2 separate regions of the Mus musculus genome follow, and region 2 is linked to region 1. Evidence: chromatin loops called from intact Hi-C (ENCODE). Cell type or tissue: heart. All regions are shown on one strand. Links, peaks and the distances in the headings refer to the core of each region. The heading gives the core; the rest is flanking DNA.

What was found. Hi-C counts contacts between places; a loop is a spot of excess contacts. Peaks named below come from ENCODE experiments on the same cell type or tissue, not always from the same donor. Only the 100,000 strongest peaks of a DNase experiment are listed, where the experiment ranks them.
Region 2: it touches region 1 in a loop (2.2-fold over the local background); 6 of 42 quality-filtered maps call a loop at or near these places.

The regions. Positions count from the first base shown.
Region 1 is chr16:90,191,462-90,204,001 of GRCm38, reverse strand. It overlaps Gm35714 (a long non-coding RNA gene), which reads left to right and starts at 200. Exons shown (of 3, transcript XR_003951898.1): 1 at 200-1,509; 2 at 5,954-6,112; 3 at 6,205-6,689. In heart, for the core only: a CTCF peak has its summit at 6,227 (motif pointing left); a DNase peak (open chromatin) is centred at 6,361; H3K4me3 peaks cover 1,234 bases; H3K27ac peaks cover 3,261 bases.
Region 2 is chr16:90,270,269-90,282,808 of GRCm38, reverse strand. The region is part of intron 1 of Scaf4 (SR-related CTD-associated factor 4); the gene reads left to right. Among named protein-coding and RNA genes, the nearest start is that of Scaf4, 8.0 kb to the left of the region's middle. In heart, for the core only: no CTCF peak of the experiment used is centred there; no DNase peak of the experiment used is centred there; H3K4me3 peaks cover 400 bases.

The DNA.
Region 1 (12,540 bases), core at 1,431-9,430:
GGCGATCCTAGAACTTCCTCTGTAGACCAGGTCGCCCTCAAACTTTCAGAGATCCACTTGCCTCTGCCTCTGCCTCCCTAATTGCTGGGATTAAAGGCGTGCACCACCACTGGCCTGCAGTTACTCTTATTTTGCATAGTGAGTCTGAGTAAATCATAAGACTCCTCCCCCCCCCCCCCCCATCTTGATTCAGCAAGAAGCCATGCTGCTGCCGCTATGAGGTCTGTGTTCTCATACTAACCAAGATAATGTTTCTTTCCATGCCACCTGGCTGGCATTCTCTTTCCCTCTCCAGTTTCTTCCATGGTTAATCTTTGCCGGATTATATAGCATAGGGTTCCCCCCCACCTTAAATTACTCCAATCGTGAGTGTGATCTTTTTAAACTCTTGACAATTACCATGATCCTGACTTTTCATGGACCAGAGTGATTGGCAGCTTTGCCTTTTTGGGGAATTTCCTGTTTTTATTTTTATCTTTATTTTTATTCTTATTTTGGAGTACAGACTCCGAATATGAGAGCGAGCTACAGTTCAGCTGTAGTGTAGGAGACAAGTCTGACCAGTCTGGCAAGGTGAGAAAGTGGTTCTTAGTGAGCTGGTTGGGGAATGAGCCTAGAGTACCTTCTTGTTTATTTCTGAAAGTGAGAACCTTCTAGAAATGTTCTTTTAAAGAGTGGAACATATTTTAAGTGTGCCAGGAGTCTTAACTCTAACAACTCTTTGAGGGGAAACTTTTTTTGTGTTATAATTCTCTGTGTGCATGTTTTAGAATGAAAATGAAAATCCCGAGGTTAACCAGGAGCTCAAGAGATTAACCAGGAGCCTACTTCTCCACTGCTGATGAGTTTCCATTTCAGGTTTTTTTGTTGTTGTTGTTGGGTTTTTTGTTTTTTTGTGTTTTGTTTTTTTAGTTTTTTGGTTTTTTGGTTTTTTGGTTTTGTTTTGTTTCATTCTCTCTCTCTCTCTCTCAGATGATAAATAACTTGATGTTTGAGTTTCCTAGTTGTGTCCTGAGAAATGAGCATGCATTGCGCAGGCGAGATGGCTCAGTAGCTACAGGCACTTGCCACTAAGCCTAAAGACCTGAGTTTATCCTGGAGCCCTGCGGGAGAAGTGAACTGACGCCCACAAGCTTTTCTCTCCACCCAAGCATCAAGTGCTCTCTCTCTCTCTCTCTCTCTCTCTCACGCACACACACACACACAAAGAGAGAAAGAGATCTGTGTGTATATTCTTCTGCACTGTGCATATTTTCTTTCAATAAAATGCAAACTGCTAAAAGTACATACAGTGCTGGCTAGGTTCCTTCTAACTGTCCTTGGGAATGTCGGTGTGTGTTTCCCATCCTCCCCCTCTTAAGCCCCGCCTGAGAGCTGGGGAGAATGTGGGCTTCAGTTTTCATTTCCTCGTCTTTGATTATTCACTTGCTGGTGAGCCATTGCAGGGCATCAGCTATGTGAGGCGGGCGTTTCCGACGGAGCTCATGCTAACGTGTTTGCTGATGGTGGGTAAGGTGTTTTCTATTCCTAGTTGGGTTGCTGTCTGTTCTGTTTAACCCGTGTCAGCTATTTCAGGTGCTTACCTCGTGTGTCACTCACTACGCCTCGTTGTCCTCTCACGTGGATGGAATCTGACCCTCACATAAGCTTGCAGAGACAGATTATGTGAAATGCCATCCGTATAGAGAAGGGGTGTTAGGTCCACAGCATGGAAAACTCTGACGCAGCTGAGCTTCGAGTCTGGGAAGCGCTCGATGCTTGTGTCTGCGACTAGCATAGCACTAGAGTCACACAGGGAAGTGTGAACAGTGACGCTGGACATAAGGTGTGCTGGAAGTATGTCAGAAACGGACGTTATTTAAATCTCGAGGAGACAAAAAATCTCTTACCCTGATTCGTTCTGTTTATTGTTGGTTGGTTGATTGGCTGGCGGGTACCATGCAGAAAGAGCTGTGGTGGGCAAGCAAGCTCCCTGGAAACAGCCCACTGCCTTACTCTGCTGCAGAGTTCGGGTGAGGCAAGGCCAGACTTCATCCAAAGACTTCATCCCAGGATTGCTTCTTGCTGCTGATGTTTGCATTGCCATACTCCTCATTTGTTTGGCTTGGTGTGAGTGGACACCAGGAGACCCTCACTGCCTATAACCTGGTGCGATTACTTCCTTGGAACTCACTGTGTAATGAGGCTGGCTTCAAACTCACAGAAATCTGCCTGTCTCTGTCTGTCTCCTTGTCCTGCTTCTAAATAAGAAGACTTCTTTTAAATTGGCAAGCTGATAACACATCCAGTAGACTGCCTGGTCATCCTGCCTTTCTCTTCTCAACACAAACTTCACGTTTAGTTAAGGATTCTGAGGGAAGTTGAGAGAGAGAGAGAGAGAGAGAGAGAGAGAGAGAGAACCCTCAGGACATAAATACAAAAGTAAAGAGAAGAAAACCCATACAGAAGAACTATGAAAATAAGAGAAAACCGTTAATAAAAGTGCAAACAGCAAAGCCTTCCCTATTTGTGATTATTTTAAATGTAAAGGTTTAAATTCATCTATCAGAAGGCATATAATCACTGAATGGATTTAAAAATAAAAGGTGAAATTATATGTTTTCTATAAGAATTGCTGTGGATTTAAGGCCACAAGGAAGCTAAAGGGACAGGAGAAGATACCCCCCCGAGAGAGCAAGGGTGGCTGGCTATCCTTATATCAACAAAATAGAGCTGGGGTCAGACTCACAAGGGGCAGAGGTGTGACTTAATGATAAAGATGTCAGTATCCTGGAAAGACGCAACACTTGAAAATCTATGTGCTCCCCGCCGCAGAACACCAGAATGGCAAAGGAGGGCAGAACAGTTGTAACTAATACGGCGATTGGATTAATAGGATTGGTTATCAGAGCCAGATCATGTCATTGCTAGATGCTCCCAAATATTTAAAAAAAAAATCTACTGCTAATCTTTCGTAATCTCTTCCAGAAGAAACATGAAGAAAAAAACCTTTCAGATTCATTTCATGGGACCAATATTACCCAGAACCAAAGACAGACAAAGATATTTGAAGAAAAAAAAAAAACAAACTATAGACCAGTATCCATAAAGAATATGCTGTCAACTTAAAAAAAAAAAGTTCTTTACAAACAGTCCCAACTCAGCTACAACTAACTGCACATAAAGGGTCACACACCATAATTATTAGGGGCCTCAGCATATGGAAATTATAATAAAGGACAAAAATAACACAATCATAGCAATACATTCAGGAAAAGCATTTGACAAAACCACTTTCCAAACGAAAGAAACTTTCAAGAGGTTATGAACAGTAGGGAAGTCCCCAGTCCGTACAGCCAGCTCAGTGGTGAACATCAGAAGACTTTAAACCAGATGAGGAATCGGGTAGGGACCATCTGGAACTGTCCCTGTTCTAGCCAGCCGACACTGTACTGGAAGCTGTTTATTTCTTTATTTAAGACAAGGTCACACTATATTGCCCAGGCTGGCCTTGAACTTGGATATTCCTGCCTCACCTGAGTGCTAGGGTTACAGACCTGGGCCACCATGGAAACTAGAATGTTGAATTGCTGTCCACACTTCCCTGTTCACGGCAGGGCGCTCACAACAACCGAGACATTAGCCTCTCAGAAGACAAGGAGACGAAGGCCGTGGGATGGGTACATACAGTGGAGTGCCACTCAACCTTCTAAAAGAATTCAGGACCACCAAGGTGGCTCAGAGGGTAAAGGTACGTGCTTCAGGGCCTGACAAGCTGAGTCCACCCCTAGACCCCACAAGGTAGCAAGCACACGCACAGGTATGTTCTTAAAAAGTCAAAACTCTACAATATAAAACAACATAGATGAACCTTGTGAGCGCTGTGCCAAGTGAACCAGGTCTGTCACAGGAGCCCTGTGATTCCATTTCCAAGTCTACCTGAAGAAGGCAGATTTACTGAATCGGAGGTGCAAGGAGCTTTTTCCTCGTCTAGGAATGGTATCTAGAGGCACAAGATGTAGTCCAGCGTTCTCAGAACAATGGGTTTTCCTACAACACAACCCCCCAACAAAGCAAAGCTGTTCAAACCCTGCTTAGAACATGTGTAGAATTGGTGTCCTTAAGCTGTCTGTGGTGGTGCTTGCGTGCAATCCCAGCACCCTGGAGACAGAGGCACAAGCCTGGGGTGTATAATAAAATCTGTTCCCCAAGAAACAAGGGAGAGCCGTGCTTACCTCCCTACCAGGTTAACTCTGAACGTGTATCACTCTTTTAAGTTATTAGTGGCTTGTGTTTAGGTTCAATGTGTTTAAATACTGCTTTGGCCCCTAATTTAGAGATGTCATCAATGCTTCTCACACATACATATATCATACATACACACACACACACACACACACACACACACACACACACAAAGTCACCCAAAGCTCTGACAGTGACCTTGGCTGTCACTCAGAGTGTGCTGGCTGGCAGAGAGGGGACTCACCTCCAGCAAGCACCAGTGGTGGTCGCGCTGGGCTAGGGCACACTATGAGTAGGGGGAATGAACTGAGAGGCACGTGGTTTCCCTCTGCATGACCACGGCAGTGAATCTCAGCTCTCCAGCGGAGTTAGCTTCCCTGAGTGGTTATGTAACCTGTTACACAACAGTCGCTACAATGTACAACTGCCTCTTGCCGCAAGAGATGGTTAGAAGACTGCGCCCCAGGTCCTGCAAGTTTCCATCCTCCATTCTGAAACCTGAGGCCACCACGGCTTTGTTCTGTACAGAGGAGAACTTGTAGTTTATGCAGCAGTCCCCTTGTGTCAGGAGTCTTTGCGCCTGGCTCTGCACACATCATTGCATTTGACCCTCAGTCTCCCCTGAAAGGCTGTGCGTGCGTGTATGCGTGTGTGCGTGTGCAGACACGAGCGTGTACAGAGGCATATGTATCAAGGAGCACATGTGGAGGGCAGAAGAAAGCTTTCAGGAGTCACTTCCCCATTTCACAATTGATTTCAGGGATCAGACTGAGGAATTAGTCTCAAGTGGCAAATGCTTTTCTCTGTGTCTACCCAGTGGTGGAGGAGAAAGATTCCCATCACCACTTCCAGGGCTGGGGAGACTGAGGCTCCAACTCACGAAGTGTGTGCCTAAGGTCGGACACCTAGAACTCAGGCTCTGTCTGCTGAGGAGACTCGTGGAGCCTTTTTCAGGAGACTGAAAATGCTATTTTTAGGTCGTGATAACACTGTAGCTTCTTCCTCTTCCTCATATCTTCCCTCTTCTTTTTTTTTTTTTTTTCCTTTGGGTTTTTTTTTGGGGGGGTGAGAGATAATTTTGTAATTATATTTATGTACAGAGAACTTAGTGTGCGTTTAACCCAGTTTAGTGGCGAATTCTTTAGCCTTTGCCTTTTCCACTTGGCAATGCGAGCCACAGACTTAGAACCCAGGATGTTGCCTCCCCAGTGGCAGCAGATCTCATCCTATCTGTCATTGTAATTGGTCTTAATAGCTTCCACCATCTTAGCCAGAGCACCCTTGTCTTCCGAGTTAACCTGTGTGAAGGCAACAGTGGTGCGTGTCTTCCTGTGGACCAGATGCCCCAGCCTGGCCTTTCCCTTGATGATGCAGTAGGGCATCTGTCCAGGGCCTGGGGGAACTGGTTAATGGCAGGAGGTACTTTGAGTCGCTTATAGAGGATGGCTCTTTGCCGCTGCAGCCTGATGTAGCGGGGCCATTTGGTGAAGCGTGTTGGATCTCTTTTGGGCTGGATATCCTGTCTAAGTTCTTGGGCCTTTTCTCAAACAAAGGATTGACCACCTCTTCTGTTTCCTCACGATGGGGGGTGGGGATCACCTTCTTCCCCTTGGCCTTCTTCCCCTTGGGCATCTTGCTTGGCTGGAGGAGAGGGAGTTTGTTTGTTTGTTTGAATTGTTGTCTCATGTAGCCCAGGCTGGCCTCAAACTGTTGATCCTCCTACCTCCAGCTCCAAGGGCTAGAACTGCTGGTGTGTGCCGTCACGCTGGGCCTTTTCCTCTTGTGTATCGCATGGCAAACCACAGAGCTTGGTTACAGACACACAGATCATGACTAACGCAGCTCCAGTCACCTACCCCACACCCTAAGTCGAATGCTGCTCTGCCCTGTAAGTATCCTCCGCTCCACCCTCCACCGTACAGTCTGGGGCCTGGTTGAGGGCTGAGTCTCCCTTCTCAATCTTCTCCGTTCTCCCAACAGCACCACCCTCTGGTGACCAGGCTGCTAACACAGGCGTCTTTGGGAGGCGGTCCAGAGCCCAGCGATTTTCCCTGGAAGATTAGAGGCGAACTGAAATCTTAAAGGGGCAGAGGGTAGGCTCAGAACTAGGGAGAAGAGAAACGTGCCAGGTCCTCCTTGAGGTCAGTCCAGGTTGGGGCAAAAGCGCACCACTGCCAGTTCCTCCAACCCTCCACACGGCCCCAGCGTTTCCTCCGATCTCCGCCCCGCCCACCTCCGCCCCGCCCCCGCTCCTGCTCCTCCAGATGATAAGCCTTGGCTTCCTTCCTGTTGAACTTTGCCCTAGTGGTGGTGCGGTCCTTTCCCACTACCAATATAGCAAAGATAAGAAAGTGAGTACAGGGGTGAGCCCACACCGACTGCACAGGCTGCAAGCCGAGTGAGGTTCCCTCACTCTGAATGCAGCTTGACACCACAGTTGGGTTGGCTTTTCAGACTCCCCCCAACCCCCCCCCCCCCAACCCCGAACTTGCCCTAGGTGTCCTCTGTGCAATCAGTCAGGAACAGGACTGGAACCAGCAATCAATGGGCTCCAACCAGCACTTTGCTTCTACATGGACAGCACAGAGAAAAACTCCAGACGTGACTTCTCTGTCCTTGGAACTTACTGCATTTCTGTCTTCATAAAGTTCACCTATGTGTCCCCTGTGCCTTGTCTTCCCCTTCTGGGATGTTCACATTCTATTTCCCAGTCATGTTTTGTAGTCAAATTGGATTTCCCTTTCTGTGGGCACAGAAACTCACATAAATCCAATGTGATGGCCCGCAGGGCACACACTTACAACAGTGGGTTGCAGAGAGAGTAGATTGTGCAATAAAGAATTCTAAACCTTTGTCCTCAGCTCCTGGGAAACCATATCTCGACTCTTGGGATGACCTGTCTGATAAGAGTGCTGTTAGCTGTACGCCCTTGCGTAATGCCCTATAGTCTAATTTATGGTGAGAGATTTGGACAAGAAATATCAGCCTGACCCCGGAAGTGATTAAAAACTGAGGAGACCAACCGATGGGTCAGCTGCCATGTCCATAAGACTCAACTGTGGCACACTTCTGCCCTGTGCCCTGTCACACTCACTCACACTGTAGCACACTCCTGCCCTGTCACACTCACTCACACTGTGGCATACTCCTGCCCTGAGACTGTCACACTCACAGTCACACTGTGGCACACTCCTGCCCTGTACTCTGTCACACTCACAGTCACACTGTGGCACACTCCTGTCCTGAGACTGTCACACTCACAGTCACACTGTGGCACACTCCTGTCCTGAGACTGTCACACTCACAGTCATACTGTGGTACACTTCTACCCTGTGCTCTGTCACACTCACACTGTGGCACACTCCTGCCCTGCACTCTGTCACACTCACAGTCACACATTTTTTCCAAAAACATTCAATATCACCTAAGACTTCGCTGGTTAAGGACGCAGGGAAGCTTTGCATATGAAACTGTTTTTCCCTCCTTGGATGCTGTCAATCTTTGTCCTTTTGTTTTTTAAAAAAATCATAACTGTAAATATAATTGCTGCCATGTCGTGAACTACTGAATGTAGAAGTAGTAGTGAAACCCTGGCCCTTACTGTCATGAGACATGAGAGAGATCTTGGGAACCAGTGCCCAAAGTCTTTAGTCTTGGGCTAGGACTCTGAACATGTGACTCTAGTCTTGGATTTTCCACTTTCCAGGTAAGCCTTTTGCTCTCTCTGAATCTCCTCATTTCCTCCTTACTGGGAAGACATTATCTGTGTGCCTCCAGGAAGAGGTGCTGTGGGGACTGAGACAGAAGTGGCCAGCTCCATGCAGATGCCATGGTTCAGCACAAGTGTACTGCTTGCCCACTTATGTAGAGGCACATTTGATGACTGTGGCCATGAAGAGCCCATTCCTGTAAGCTGACTAACCACTTCTCTTGTCTGGGGGGAAGAAAAGGAATTGAATATTCCCTGAAGAATAATACTCAAAGCCCAAAAAAAGCCCCTTGTTGGAATTAAGGCCTCTGGGGGCATTTTCACGGTGAATGCCAGCTCTGCACATACGAGAAAACCCCCGAGGTTAGATCAGTTACACTGCACTTGTTGTCCAGCAGAACGGTAATGCCATTGTGTGCTTAGTCTTGAGAATACAAAACAATATGAGGTCTGTAGAGTAGACAAGGAATCCAGGAATCCGAAACGGTATGACAAAGCAGAACTCTCGCTTCAAGATACTTAGGAACTATGAAAATGATCAATAGATGATGGACAGGCAGACATCGGCCTGAAATAAGCTACTATATGTAATTTGTAACTCCAAAAATTCTTTAAACCGTGTCCATATGTAAAAATGTCTTTTGAATAAATTATAGCGTGTCTCACAGTGGAGTACCACATCGCTACAAAAAAAAAAAACGAATGAAGGGGTGGCAAGATGGTTCAGTGAGCTTGCTTTATAGCCCTGGAACTCACTATGTAGCCCAGGCTGGCCTCACAGTAATCCTCATGCCGCAGCCTTCCAAGTACCGGGACTAAGGGGTGAGCCAGCACCCTCTCTTCTCTTTATTCTCTCCTTTTCTGTATAAGGTATGTGTTAGGTTGCCTGTAGTTCTTTGTCTAGGGTTGGGGCTCCACGGGATCTCCCTGGTCCGTGTTAGCCTCTCTGTTGATGCCATCCTTGTTCGGGTCTTGTTTAGGCAGCTATGTTCATGGGTGTAGCTTTTCTGGTATTTTTAGGAGGTGAAATCTCACGGTAGACATCCTATGCCTCTGGCTCTTACAATCCTTCTTCCACTTCTCCCATATTCTTCCACAGTGTTCCCTGAGCCATAGTGCAGGAGCTGTGTTGTGTTGTCCTTGTGTTCTCTGTGTTGTCCTTGTGTTCTCTGTGTTGTCCTGTGTTCTCTGTGTTGTCCTTGTGTTCTCTGTGTTGTCCTGTGTTCTCTGTGTTGTCCTGTGTTCTCTATGTTGTCCCTGTGTTCTCTGTGTTGTCCTGTGTTCTCTGTGTTGCCCTTGTGTTCTCTGTGTTGTCTTTGTGTTCTCTGTGTTGTCCTTGTGTTCTCTGTGTTGTCCTTGTGTTCTCTGTGTTGTCCTTGTGTTCTCTGTGTTGCCCTTGTGTTCTCTGTGTTGTCTTTGTGTTCTCTGTGTTGTCCTTGTGTTCTCTGTGTTGTCCTTGTGTTCTCTGTGTTGTCCTTGTGTTCTCTGTGTTGCCCTTGTGTTCTCTGTGTTGTCTTTGTGTTCTCTGTGTTGTCCTTGTGTTCTCTGTGTTGTCTTTGTGTTCTCTGTGTTGTCCTTGTGTTCTCTGTGTTGTCCTTGTGTTCTCTGTGTTGTCTTTGTGTTCTCTGTGTTGTCCTTGTGTTCTCTGTGTTGTCCTTGTGTTCTCTGTGTTGTCCTTGTGTTCTCTGTGTTGTCCTTGTGTTCTCTGTGTTGTCTTTGTGTTCTCTGTGTTGTCCTTGAGTTCTCTCTGTGCTGTCCTGTGTTCTCTGTGTTGTCCCTGTGTTCTCTATGTTGTCCTTGTGTTCTTTGGGACTGAGCACCACATGACCACTTGTTCTCTACATTTTCATTGGATGTATTTTTCTGAAATGGTCTCTATCAGTTGCAAAGAGTTTCTATATTGAGGAGTGAAAGCTACACTTGTATGTATGTATGTATGTATGTATGTATGTATAAGAGTAAATATTTAGAGTATAGTTAGGGATTATGCTAGCTCAGTGAAGTGGGGCTTATAGATTCTCCTCCAAAATCATGACCTCACTAACCTCAGAAAGTTGCTAAGCTTTCAGTACTAGTTTTGTTGAGCAAACCTTAAGTTCAATTGGAGAGCTGTTGGTTACAACCAAGACATGAGCACTGCTACTGTGCCCTTAAGGTTCTCATGGCATGCTGGTCATTGTAGTTCATAAGAGGTGTGGCTGGGTAAGACTATTGGCTGCTTCCCTTGGAAGCCAAGTGGCATCTTCTGGTACCTACCATGCAAGAAAAGCATGGAAGGAAATTTCAGTGTCAGACCCAGCTCAGGTCCTCCATGTCCTGTGTCCAAATATGTGGTGTCTTTAACAAAAGTGGCTTACCTTCAACTTCTGGGAGGCAACTAGAGACAATAGCAATAGCCTGTGTGTTTTGGGAGCCTCTTAGATTTTCCTAACAACATGGAAGGGTAATTTTCTGATGTAGAATTTTTGTTAAGATAGTCTTATGGCTTTTTCAGGGAGCATTGCCAATTCAAGTGGAAATTTTTCATTTGAAATCTCTATATACAAATATTTATATTATTACATTTAATTTTAGGTGACTAGATAATATGATTTCTTATAACTTTTCAGACATTCTTGCTGTTGTTTGGGCTCCTCCATCCCTCTTCTTTTTTCTCTTTTCTTTTTTTAACTTCCTCCTCTCAGGATTACTCTCCATCCATTTTCTTCATTCCTCACTTCAAATTACTTCTGCTCTGATGTTCCTCTCTCGCGCTTCCCCCACCCCCTACAGTCTCTATTTAATTTCTTGGCTTCTGTGGTTACTTCCAAGTTATACAGTCACATCTGATTTGGAACTGGGACTCTCAGATGGGAGAGAACCTCAGATGTCTTTTTGGTTGTCTTGCCTTCTCGAGAAGTTTTGTCACCTCAATCACTTCCTCCAAAGACCTGGACATTTTTCTTTCTCAAAGACGACTAGATCCTTAGAGTTGGGAATGGAGTTTAGACATTAAAATGATGATTTGTATATCACCTGAACTCTGCTCCTCAAAGACATCAACCACCTGTCACTTACCTTGGATAGCAAAGGAACTCTGAATTGATCCACATTCCCTGAGACTTATGAATGTGCCCACTCATGATCTTACATTGATGAATGAGTGCATCATGGCTGTGAGTTTATCATTTCCATGTTCAATCCTTGAACTGGAAATATAATTGTACTTATTTCTTTTAAACATTTACAATTTCATGTGTATGAGAGTTTTGCCTGCATATACATCTGTGCACCACATACATTTCTTGTGTACACAGCAGTCAAAACAGGGTGTTTGGTCCCTTGGGACTGGAGTTATGGATGGTTGTAGGTGCTGAGAATTGAACCCAGGTCCTCTGCAAGAGCAACATGTATTCTTTCCCTCTGAGCCGACTCTCCAGCCCTAATTATACTTATTTTTTTAATATCTGGAAATGAATCTGGGCACTAAGATAACCAAGAAGAATAAGATAAAAGAAAAGAAGGCAGTGAATGGATGACCAACCAGGGTGGATGTCATGCAGTTACTTGTATCATCCCGCTACTGTAACACTGGTTCTTTTTCACTAATCGTGATGGATATAATGTTTTAGTATTACATCCTGAAAACAGTCATTCCATAAATCATGACTTAAAATAGCAGTGTTCATTGTTCCTTTGTCATAATTTACACAGTTCAATAACTTTAGAGTGGGGTGGCAGCCAGTTACCCCAGTCAATGATGGTCGTGACCCTTTTGCCAAATGTTGGCTGGAGTGAGCTACCATTAGCTGAAGGCTCCAGTGTGGCTGGAGAGCCTGTTTCTCAGGAGCCTCTTCGTAAGCTGGCCTGATGGAGCTGGCTGCCTTGGGGCTGCTGGTGTGCCCAGGTTCCTTAGCTGCTGGCCTTCCTTAGAGTGAGATCCAGGAAAGCAAGGCAGAAAAATCTGCCCTGTCTTTTATGACCACACCCCATCCCTTCCACAGGGTCCTAGTGTCCCCAGATCAGCCCCAACTTGAGTGGGAAGGGAACCATACAAGGTATCACGAGCCGGAGTTCATCAGACGCTGCCCCGGCAGCTAGCTACCGCAGTCCCAAAGTCATACACAAGCGCCACCATTAGTTCAACCTGGATGGGCCCCAGAAGTACTGGTAAAACAGCTGAAGGAGGCATAACCCTCACCACTGAGACACACGTGGAATCCCACCACGAGGGGAGCTGAGAAGAGAGGCGGAGAACTCAGGCCAGCCTGAAGTTTCTCAAAGGAAAGCGCAAACAACAAAACCCACCTTAGAAACAAAGAATAATGTAACAGGCACATCTGGACTTCCTAGTCCTTGGTGTGCACAGAGCCACACTTGGAATCTTCTTTAACTTTGGAAATCAAGGCTACAAAGAGCGAAGCTGTTCTTGCTGGTAAATATTCATGTTGTGTCATGTGCATGCCTCACCTCGGGCAAACCAAGCTGGGGAGATGGCTCCGAGGGTAAAGGCTCCCTCTCAGTGCTAACCTGACTACCTGAGTTTGGTCCCCAGGTCCCACGTGGTAGAAAGAGAGAGAAAAACCAGCTCCTGCAAGCTGACCTTTGACCTTTGACCTCCACTGTGC
Region 2 (12,540 bases), core at 1,943-9,942, 78 kb before region 1:
AGAGTTGACTAGAGGCTGGGCAGTGGTGGCGCACGCCTTAATCCGGGCACTTGGGAGGCAGAGGCAGGCGGATTTCTGAGTTGGAGGCCAACCTGGTCTACAAAGTGAGTTCCAGGACAGCCAGGGCTGCACAGAGAAACCCTGTGTCGAAAAAACAAAACAGAACAAAAAAAAAAAAACAACAATAACAAAAAAGAGTTGACTAGAGATGATTTTCAAAGCAGTAAAATAATGTGGGATCCCAGAAGTCAGTGATAATTCACTAACTACTCAAGTTGTACGTTGACTTGCACTCTTAGCAGGTGCTCATAGCAGGTGCCTGGCAAATGGTTCTTGAATAGAGGTGAATTTACACAAATGCCAGTCTTAAGATTTCAGACACACCTCTTGAGGTGAAAGCTAACCTGAAGGTCTAATGAACAAGAATTTTTCGTGTGTTTTTAAAGACCAGAAACATTCACTCCTTATTTAAGGTATTGTGGAAGGTATCTAATGTTAATCGTTCCACTGAATTAGGATTTTTAGACTACTAAGGAAGTGGTCAACAGATTAAAGACTTAAGGCCATCGAACCTTTTAAGGATAATAAAATTTGAAGCTTCTGGTTGAATGGATGAGGAAAAATAGCCTAAAACTGCAGTCCATTTGATTGCTTTGAAATATGAAACTTGTGTGTGGCTCTTTAAGAAGGGGAAATAGCATTTTGACCTTTAAATGGCATACTGAGCTTTTCTCGTAGATTTCCCTTTCATCCTAGTCTATGAACTTGAAGTTACACTTGTTAGGTGAATGCTGCCATTGCCAACTCTCTGCTAAGTTGCAAACTAAAACCTAAGGACTTGTGCTCATTCTTTTTCTCTCTCCCCCATTCAGAAAAACCTCACTGAGGAGGTCAGGTGCTTGTCAGTAACCCTGAATCTCCTAAGTCTGCTGGTGGCTTAAAAATGTTGAGTGTCCTTGTGTGTGTTTTTTTTTTGGTTTGGTTTTGTTTTGTTTTCGAGACAGGGTTTCTCTATGTAGCCCTGGCTGTCCTGGAACTCACTCTGTAGATCGGGCTGGCCTCTCAGAAATCTGCCTGCCTCTGCCTCCCAAGTGCTGAGATTAAAGGCGTGCGCCACCACGCCCAGCATTGGAAGACTCTCTGTCACTCAGGGAGCACGTCTAATAGGAAAAGAAGAGTTTTTCCTCTGTGTGTTGTGCGGTGTCCATGAGGTGTCAGTGGAAACTCAGAAGAAAAGGTTCCGTTTTAGGATTTCAGAGGCGGTGGTTTGAAGGGGCAGCAGGGCTGAGGACTGGGTAGCAGTTTGATTCTTGGAACCAGTGGATGGTAGTGTGTGGTGTGATGCTTCCCATCTAAAGGACTTGATGTCATTTCTGGCTGTGGTAAACATGGACGGTTTTAAGTAGTAAGATGGCAAGATTGTGTTCTGTTTGTATTGCTGTCATGTGGGAGAGGCATGAACGGATGTGAGCCAAAGTAATTCAGGGACCTTGGTGCCCGGCAGTTCCATAAATGGCTTTTGCCACTGTATTCTAGATGCCGAGATGGTGATGGTGCCATCAGTGTAAGCCAGTCTTCAAAATTAAGCTTGGTGGAGAAGAACGTGTGTTTGGTTGTGAAATAGGTTAAGTAGCTGTTGTGTGGAACGGTCACATGGATGTTTTTGGCAAGCCATAGGGAATGTAGTATTTAAAGTTGGAAGTAGCCAAAACAGGGACAGAGTCACTCTCAGATGGGTGCTGGTGCAAATTCCAGAGTGCAGGGGAGAGAGAGAGAGAGTATGCTTTGGCTTGCTTGTTGGGCACTTTATGTCTGCTTTAACAGGCATGTATTCCTGCAGCCTTGCACAGACATCCAGTTACATAGAGAGAGGCAGATTTTCAGAGAAGTTAAATAAAAATTCACTGAAGAAAGGGCCCATTTCTAAATATTGGCAGAGCCAAGGTTTGAATGTAAACGTCTTCTTAATTGATATGCTTTGTAGAGTACCAAGGGACTGGGCAACAGACTTATGGCCACTGAGCCTTTAAGGGTAATAGAATTTGAAGTTTGGGGTTGAATGCATAAGGAAGTAAGAGGTCAAGTGCACTCTTTGGTTGTTTGGTTTTGAGTAGTTAGAGTAGTTAGAGGATGGGTGATGGGAAGCACTGCTGAACAGCAGGCCATGTGTTTATGTGTGTTACACTATAAGGTTTAGTCTTGGTAGGAGGTGGGACTATCAGATGCGATTGGGCTGTTGGGGTGGTATGGCATGAACCCTAGTCTCTATGAGGTAGGAAGAGGCTTTGGGGCTGGAGGCATTGCCCTGGTTAAGAGTGCTGACTGCTCTTGCTGGAGACCTGGCCGCTCACACACCAGTCTGTAACTCCAGTTCCAGGCAATCTGATGCCCTCTTCTTGTGCACAGACATACATTCAGACAGAACATCCATATACATGAAATAAACTTGAAAGGAGAGAATTAAGCAGATTCAGGGAAGGAATGTGAAGAGGTGAGTTGAAAGCAGCAGGAGAAGGTTGGGAATGGTAAAAGGAAGGCAGATTGGGAATGATGTCACTGAAGTCTGCTTGGTACAGAAGAAGAAAGGCACTCATTAACTTGCTATTTGGGTGTACTATTCTCTCAAAGACACTGATAAATAAGTCTTGATGGACTAAGGCAGGTCCATGTTGGCCAATACTTTGTACTCTTCCTTGTGGTTTTCCTCAGTGTGAAAGTTTAAAATTTCGCTGAAGTTTATGGAATGAGTAAAAATTACAGAATTTTTTAGCTGGGTGGTGGGTGCCTTCAATCCCAGCACTTGGAAGGTAGAAAGTTACAGATTTTTAACCCCTATAATTATATTTTTAGGCTTTCAAAGAATATAGCCTACCCCTCCCATATATCTCTAATTTTAAAATCTTGAATGTATAAAAATACTGTAAATTTTTTTTAATGAAAATGAGTTTGTTTATTTTTTTTTAATTTAAAAATAGCTCTTTTTGTTTTTGTCCTCTCCTAAGCTGTTGCTTCCAACAGACAATCAGATGGTGAATTGAGGCCTGTGACCAATGAAGTCAGAGTCTGTGTTTGTACATATGTTGCTTTTTGTGCACATTAAATGTGCTTAAATTCTTCAAAGAATCCATTTTTGCTGATAAACTGCAATGAACTTTGTCAAATGTATTCCTGTGCACATCCCTCTGAGCTGACAGTTGTACTCACATTGCACTTTGACTCCTTTAGATTCTCAATGTTAAAGGCAATAGCAAACTGTATTTTTATATGTATTAGAAGTATAAACTCAAAGTATGGGGGGGGGGGAGTTCCATCAGTAACAGCCCCTGGCAAGCACTGTTGCACTATTGTGCTTGTGAGAAAATGAAAAAGGAGAGGAAGCATCTAGAGTCTTGACATGACTACGGCACCAACGAGCTTTCTGAGGTGTTAGCACTGAGGTGTGGCATACAGTGCTGCTTTGCAGGGAGGGGAGAAATAGAAGTAGTCTTAAGACCCAGCTATCTTAAAGTCAGACAGATTAAGCTGTGAGGACTTGGTTATGAGCTGATGCTCTGCGGCCGGCCGCTCTTGACTCAGCACTTACCCTGAAAGGAGAAGTCTGTCAGCTGGGAGCTTGCTGTCCCTGCTTACACTGTAAGTGCCTTGATGTTTCACCTCTTGGTTACTAGGGACGATTGTTCAATGGAACTTAGATCTCTGTTGAGACTATTCCTGTTTTTTAACCTGCAATGTTAATACTTTTTAAATCAATCTTTATTGAGAGATCTGAGTGGGAAAAGGTTTCAGAATGCTCTTATTTTGTAAAAGGGACATACTAATCTGTTAGCAGCTTTCTACAGGATTTGCCTTGTTATTCCAGGAGAGTTTGGATTCTGTTAGTTACCGTTTTCTTCTATTCCCAAGTCTGTCTCTGTCAGTGTTCGAAGTCTATTTACACAGTAATAATGGAAGGAAATTTGGCTCTTCAGAACATTCCAACAGCACTTATCCCTAATGTTGATAAAAATGTGTTCCTCTTTAACATTTTTGTCAAGTATTTAGCTCCAGAAAAAATTACCTATATAATAATAAATTGATTTAAAGATAAATATGAGTAATAGAAAGATTTAGTTTTTACATATGGTTAAACAGAATTGGAGATAATCTAATACCTTTTTTTTTTTTTTAAAGAAAGATGACAAAATGATGGTTTTCTTTGTTTAAAGCCAGAAATAAGTTGTAGGTTTTTGGCCATGGGCTAGAAGAAGACACAGTTTAAGTATTTTCGAGTTACTTTGTATGGATGTCTGTACACATTGAAATCACATTTTAAATTACCTTGATAACACAGTATTATATCCCCTGACCATGACTGTTAGAGTCAGCAGTTGTGTGGCTTGTTGGTTACATTCCTTACTTTATAGTTAGAGTGTTTTGTTTGTTTTTTATTGTTGTTGTTGTTGTTTTTTTCCCGAGACAGGGTTTCTCTGTGTAGCCCTGGCTGTCCTGGAACTCACTCTGTAGACCAGGCTGGCCTCAAACCCCGAGTGCTCAAAATCCGCCTGCCTCTGCCTCCCGAGTGCTGGGATCAAAGGCATGTGCCACCACGCCCAGCATAGGTAGAGCTCTTTACTGATGTATATGAACTGACACCTTACCAGGTAGCTGGGTTAGAGTAATCTGAAAACCAGGGGAAACTCTGGGAAGCAGTTAAGAATTAGAAACTAGGTTTTTTGTTGTTGTTTTGGGTTTTTTGTTTTTGTTTTTCCACTTGTTATGTTTTATCAGAGGCGAGTGGACAATAGACCCACTAAAAATGGGCAGCCATGCAGTTAGCTCTCCAAAGTTCTCATTTGTTTGGATAATTGGAGTGCCATAGTATAAGCCCATGTGATTAGTAGTCTGCACTGGAACAGACTCTAGATGGGCAGAAGAGTTGACAGTGCAGGGTTTTCTTCACAGACACTTATTTTCACAAACATAATCAGTAATTAGGTTTAAAAAAGGGCCAAAATGCGGGTGTGGTGGTGCACGCCTTTAATCCCAGCACTCGGGAGGCAGAGGCAGGTGGATTTCTTAGTTCGAGGCCAGCCTGGTCTACAAAGTGAGTTGCAGGACAGCCAGGGCTACACAGAGAAACCCTGTCTCGAAAAAACCAAAAAAAAAAAAAAAAAGAAAAAAAGCCAAAAAAGAAATTTGAACTGTATACACATGCATAGAATCATACCAGTTGCAAGTACGTATCACAGCAGAAAAGTGTAGTTAGTTAGTACCTAATAAAACTTCTTTTAAAAGGTTTATTTTATTTATTTATTTTATGTATATGAGTACACTGTTCCTCTCTTCAGACACACCGGAAGAGGGTATCAAATCCCATTACAGATGGCTGTGAGCCACCATGTGGTTGCTGAGAATTGCACTCAGGACCTCTGGAAGAGCAATCAGTGCTCTTAACCTCTGAGCCAATTCGTCGGCCTGTAAATTGTTTTGTCAGTGGCTACTAAACTTAACCTTCACAATTTTGTTCAGTAGACAGTTAAATGACTAGATACCCTTAACTGAAGAAAAAATAATCTTTTAATTACAAAGTTGTACATGAGGCAGCATGTTTATAGGCAGGAAGTCCCTGGGAGTCTGGTAGGAACATAAAAAGCCTGGTTGACAATAAGACTGAGAACTCCTAATACCGGCTATGTGTGCAGCATTGATTTTAGTGTCAGTTATCATCTTAATCAAAAACTACCCTACGGAGAGAGGCAAGTGAAAGTACTCGCTGAGAGTCTCACCACCTGAGTTCAGTCCCTGGAACCTTAGCAAAGGTGAAAGGAGTGAAACCACCCCGTCAAGTTGTCATCTGGCCTCCACATACGCTCCCACACACCACAGACTTCTGTCTTAATTCAGTCATGCTTTTTACCTCAAAAAACAGTGTCTGATTTTTTACCTGTTTATACCACTGTAAACTTCTGTATGAATTCCCATTTCCCATTTGTCATTTAGTAATGACATTCTGCATAATTTTTGTTCATGAGGCTTCAGTTTTAAAGCTCCATATTCACTGTATGTTTGACACTTATTCTAGCTCTTTGCAAGTATATTAGAAACATAATCTCAGCAAGGAGAAGGCATTGATATAACCAGCATAGTTGAGTATATTGCTCAAACACAGGAATATACTCAGGTATATCACAAGACTGGAGACACTGGACCCAAAGAAATCTCAGTTTCATAATTTTTTACAGTGACTATTTGGAACTGACAACTTGAGGTGGGGAAATGGGTATTTCCTGATGAACTTATGCTCAGTGGATTTGCGCTCTAGGTTATATGTAGGCTTGCCAGTGGAATGTTGGTTAATCCCAGCAGGAGCCACTGTACTCCTTTAGGACTTAAGAGTCTAGACTAACAAGATACTAGGATGGTGGGATATTTTATTCCTGATGGTATTTAAATTACAAATACTTAATGGTAAGTAAAGAATAAACAGAGCATGTGTTGTGTTTAGACCGGATCTTATTTATCCTATTCCCTAGGCCACTAGTCTACTGGTGGAGTTGCCTCTCTCTATAAGCTATTGTGTTAAAGCAGTTGACCAACTTTGTAGTATATAATCTACCTCTGAAAGATCTCCAGTGTTTTTGTGTACTTAATAATGAGATTTCTATTTTGTCCTCTCCCTGTTCTTGGTTAGCACTAACTTTTAACTGAAGCAATAAAACCCTACCTACATAGGGTATAACTACATTATTATTATAATGTATCTAAGTTTTTATAGGTTTTATTTTATTTGTAGGAGCATTTTGCCTGTGCATCAGGTGCACACTGCCAGCAGAGGCCAGAAGGGGAGATTTCTGAGAATTGCAGTTATGGGTGGTTGTAAAGCCACCATGTGGGTACAGGGAACTGAACCTGTTGTTCTGCAAGAGCAGCAGGTGCTCCATTGCGCCTTGTAACTCCTTAGGTAACATGGTATCCCTTACAAATAAACGCCTAGAGTGAGGATGTGGCTCATTTCGGTAGTGTTTGTTGTGTCAGCATAAGGTCGATTGTGGATCCCAGCATCCACTTAAAAGTCTGGGCTTGGGGATCCCTGGGCACTGAACGGGTGAGCGCCACAAGTTTCTCTGTATAGCACTTGAAGTCCTGCCAACTTCCTTTGTAGGTCAGGCTGGCCTCCTACTCAAACAGATCTGCCTGCTTCTGCCTCCCAAGTGCTGGGATTAAAGGCTTTGTGCAGGTGCCACCACACATTTTTTTAAAATGTGTATGTATCATCTAATTCCTAAGATTTGACAAACAATAATAGTTAAGTCCACCAAAGAAAGGATAGCTAAACCATGGTGATTGTCACATGCAAGTCTTTCTCTTTCTTGGGAACAGGATCTTTCTTTGTAATTCAGATGAGCAGGTAACACTGTAGCCCAGACTACTTCTGAGTGTGCAGCAGTCAGTGCCTGGCTCTGTTGTGATAGGATAACAGGTATGTGCCATTATGGTGGCTGTCCAAATTTATATAAAGGCCCTTCATTGTTGTCCAGTATTCTAAAAACCAGTGAATTGTACAGTTTTAGAGTATAGTTTCATTATATTTAAAAAAAAAAACTTTTTAAAACTCAAATGTTACATTATGACAAACCATTTTACTATTTCTTGCTCAATTTGGTTGTTAGATTGAAAACAAAATCTGTTAGCCAACCACATGGCTTTGTAAATTATTGTGTTGAGTGGGGCAGTGGTGGCAAAACACATGTGGCAGGTAGAGGGAGAGGAAGGAGGAATTCTTGTTTTTGAAGCCAAACTTGGTCTATAGAGCGAACGACAACCAAGACTGCAGAGAAACCTTGTCTTGAAAAACTTAAAGAAAAAAATTATTTTGTTGATTTCTAAATTTTATTCAGAAGGTATATTTGTGGGTTTTTTTTTTTTTTCCTTCCAAGATAGGGTTTCTCTGTATAGCTCTGGCTGTCCTGAAACTCACTCTGTAGACCAGGCTGGCCTTGAACTCAGAAATCCGCCTGCCTCTGCCTCCCAAGTGCTGGGATTAAAGGCATACGCCACCACTGCCCGGCTGGTATATTTGTTTTTGATGTGATATTTTTAAGAAGTTAGCTAGAAGAGACAGGAAAAGCCAAGAGAGGGTAGAAATTCTGTGTTTGCTCATTGATAACAACCAGGTGCTATAGCTAATATTATGTATCTGTCTAAATGCTAAAACTTTTTCTAATTATTTTCCAATAAAATGATTTAACATTTTTGAAACAAGCTCTTTTGTTCTTTGTTGATGTCTAGGAGGAAATACTGAAAAAGATTCTTCATAGGTGATTTCAATGAGATACTAATGTTCAAGTTCACTAGTGAAGCATAATAATAATTAATAATAATAATTGTTCTTGAAACCTGGCTCTGTGTTAGTGAACTAGAGCAGTGGCAGAGACAAGCATGGACAGTCTAGAATATTGCTGTGTGTGTGGTGGGTGTGTGTACACACCACAGTGTGCTTGTGGAGGTCAGGATAACCATATGGAGTTAGTGCTACCTTTGCATGGGTCCTGGGGATTGAACTCCGGTGACAAGCACCTTTATCCACTTACCCATCCTGCCAGCACCAGCGTCTTTAGCATCACCTTCTGGTGCATTTCTTGAGCAAATGGAAGGGAGTTTGGATTGACTGCAGTTCTGTGAACCAGAGTGGAGGTAAGGATGGAAGACCTGGTGTTGGAAACAGGAGCTGAACAGCTACACAACAAAACAACAGACGGTGAGGGAAGTGTCACTTGAAATTGTAGGCAGAGTTCTCTAAAATGAAACATAAATTGGGATATGTTTTAGGGCAGATCATTAGAAACTACTTTGAAAATGCCTTCTATCAACAGTAAGTGTAACAAGTTTGGACTTAGTAAGAGGTTAGAGTAAAGCAAGTGAGCCTCGCTTGTGCTACTGTGCTGTTTTCATGGGGAACACATGCTGTTAAGATCACATGGTTTTATGGTTAATATCAACAAGTTTTACATTTACATGTGTTTATTTTGTAAAATGTTTCTCTAAATTCTGGAATTATAAAATTTGATACATTTATGGGGAAATGTGATAAATAGAAAATTAAGGGAAAAATTGATTTGAACTGTGTCTGGTTTGAAACGTGTAGAAATCTGAGGAGTAGGTTTTATAAAGAAGTAGGTGGGGAAATGTGCTACTTATATCAAACTAAAGACCTTGGGTTGGAGTGTAGAGAGCACTTGCACATAGAGACCCAAGGGTTGGTCCCCAGTACCAAAGGGGACAGAGAAAAGGGGCTGGAAAGAAGAATTCAAGACACTGTTCATGGGAGCAGTGAAGCAACACAGTACCTTTCCCCTGCTTGTTTTTAAAACAACTTTTTTGAAGTTTTTTTTTTTTTTTTTAAAGATTTATTTATTACATGTAAGTACACTGTAGCTGTCTTCAGACACACCAGAGGAGGGTGCCAGATCTCGTTACAGATGGTTGTGAGCCACCATGTGGTTGCTGGGATTTGAACTCTGGACCTTCGGAAGAGCAGTCGGGTGCTCTTACCCACTGAGCCATCTCACCAGCCCCCAACTTTTTTGAAGTTAAAGTGTTTTTCTGTTGATGGTAGGCCTGTCTACATATAAGCAACTGAAAAGTGTTGGTTAAACATTTAGGCTTCAAAGGATTTGGCACCCCTCAAAAAAGTAGAATTTATGTGGAAATAAGACATTTTTAAAAGGACCCTTCCTTTAATGCACAGATGTCATTTACAAATACACATACAACCATAGTTTTCCAGATATGCATTTTCTACTCAGCGTGCACTGCTAAGAATTTAAAGAGTAAAAGTTTTTAAATACTATTTTTGTAATTAAAAAATTTTATTAAAAAGGTGGATATATAGTATTATATATATTAGACATATAAATAATATATATCTAAGTTGAGTATGCCAGTACTACTAGGTTCTAAAATTTGCAAGCAGCATAGACTGCAACCAAATAGAACTTACTTCATGGACAAGTCATACCTGACATTGATGAGTAGCTGTCTTCAGACGCACCAGAAGAGGGCGTTAGATCCCATTGCAGATGGTTGTGAGCCGCCATGTGGGTGTGGGATTTGAACTTAGGACCTCTGGAAGAGCAGCCCGTGCTCTTAACCTTTTTTATTTATTTATTTATTTATTTATTTATTATATGCAAGTACACTGTAGTTGTCTTCAGACACCCAAGAAGAGGGCATCAGATCTCATTACTGATGGTTGTGAGCCACCATGTGGTTGCTGGGATTTGAACTCACCACCTTCAGAAGAGCAGTCGATGCTCTTAACCGCTGAGCCATCTCTCCAGCCCCCGCTCTTAACCTTTGAGTCATCTCTCCAGCCCAGTAAATAACACATTAAAGATCTAAAATGAAATGCTATGTCAGAAGGTCCTTTAAGTTACCCCTGCCCGTTTAAGTTACCCCTGACCTGTTTTAGTAATGGTTTTTGGAGTTATCTTTAGGCTATAATTAGCTGGACAAGCATTCCTCTGCCCTGTCCCCCCCATGACAGTTCTCTTTTGTTGAGAAATTTATGAATACTTTTATGTTATTCAACATCATAGTTGTGTTGGCTTTAGCTTTTGATTGGGTAAAAACTTGTGCATTGGATACATTGAGTCAAAAACCAAGAGTGGAGTGGAATGGAGTGCCTTTGAAACCTGCATCTTACTGAAGACTTTGATACCTGCCTGTCACTGCTAATATTTGTATGATTCTTTCAGAAGCATCCCCCCCTTTTGGAGGGGGGGTTTCAAGACAGGGTTTCTCTGTGTAGCCCTGGCTGTCCTGGAACTCACTCTGTAGTTCAGGCTGGCCTTGAGCTCAAAAATCAGCCTGCCTCTGCTTCCCAAGTGCTGGAATTAAAGGCGTGCGCCACCAATGCCTAGCTGTTGCTCTTATTTTGAGGCAAGGTTTCTCTGTAGGCCTGGCTGTCCTGGAACTCACTCTGTAGACCAGGCTGGCCTCGAACTCAGAAATCCGCCTGCCTCTGCCTCCCGAGTGCTGGGATTAAAGGCATGTGCCACCACACCCAGCCCGCTTTTTTTTTCTCTCTCTCTTTCTTTCTTGTTTTTTTTTTTTTGTTTTGTTTTGTTTTGTTCTTTTTTTTTTTTTTTTTTTTTTTTGTGCCACATGTGAATGTGGGGTCAGAGGACAGCTTTCAGGAATCAGTTCTCTCTTCTGTATGGATTTGAGAAGCCAGCTCAGTCTTGATGGCATGTGTCTTTGCTGTCTGTCCCACTGTCTAATCTTGGGTTTTTGTCTGTTTCCTTAAACTTTGCAGTTAAACAGGAATAATAAGACTTAAAGGAAAAATACTTTGTCATCTTAGAATTTATATAATATTAGCAAAGAAGAGAACAGTAGGCATACTTATAATCTATTGGGAAGTAAATTTGAGAAAAACAATTTTCAAGTTTAAGGAAAAGAAAGGTTGGGCTAAGTACCATTATAAAGAATGTTTAAGGTGCCGGAGAGATGGCTCCATGGCTAGGTGCTTGCTGTGGCAAGGCATCCTGGAAACCCAGCACTGGGAGAGCAGAGACAGGTCCTGGCTAGTCAGCCTGGCCATTTAATGCTCTTCAAACGCAGTGAGAGACCCTGTCTCCAACAAGGTAGAAGACATCTGACTTTGACCTCTGGTCTCATACACACATACACAAACATGCACCATACATTCCTTTCTTTAAAACATTAAGACTGGGAGTAGAAGGCAGCTCTGCAATAGAGTCACAGCACTCACAGTGGTGGTTCACAGATGTCCATAACTGGTTCTAGAGTGCACGTTACAGGCAGAATGACACTCATAAAATAGCTTAAAAACTAAGACCACTTCGTAATTTTCTAATTATTTTCATTTCATTGATAGCTTAATTTCAAGATTAGAGTAAGACATGTTCTAGAAGTCATAGAGTCTAAGATATCAGTGCACTTTTATCTCTTCTGGTTCTGTTTCTCTTCGGAATATCTAGTCTGCTAGTTATCAATAGACAGAACATGTCTACTAACAGTTTATAACAAAAAATGTTTTGTCAAGTGAAAACTGTATAACAGTTTTTCTCAGAAAGATATTAGGTGTAACTTTATTCTGAATCCATTTAGAAAAATAGGGGTCAGATAAGGTTATCGGTAATTTTAATAAAAAATATTAAGACTCAGTTGAGGTCATCCTAGAAGTTAGTTGTTCTCCCTCTTTTTTATTCAAAGCCACCACGTGACTTGGACAAGACATACGAAGTGAGTTTATGAAGTGAAATGAAAGTTGGTTTAAGTGATTTCCAAACTACCTAAATAGACTGGGAAGACTATTAAAACCATCATAGTCACTATGGAGGTGTAGTTTTGTTGGAGAAGATGGAAAACAGTCGGGGTTTAAGTTGATTGCAGATTGTTTTGTTTTGTTTTGTTGTTTTTTGAGACAGGGTTTCTCTGTGTAGCCCTGGCTGTCCTGGAACTCACTCTGTAGACCAGACTGGCCTCAATCTCAGAAATCCACCTGCCTCTGCCTCCCGAGTGCTGGGATTTAAG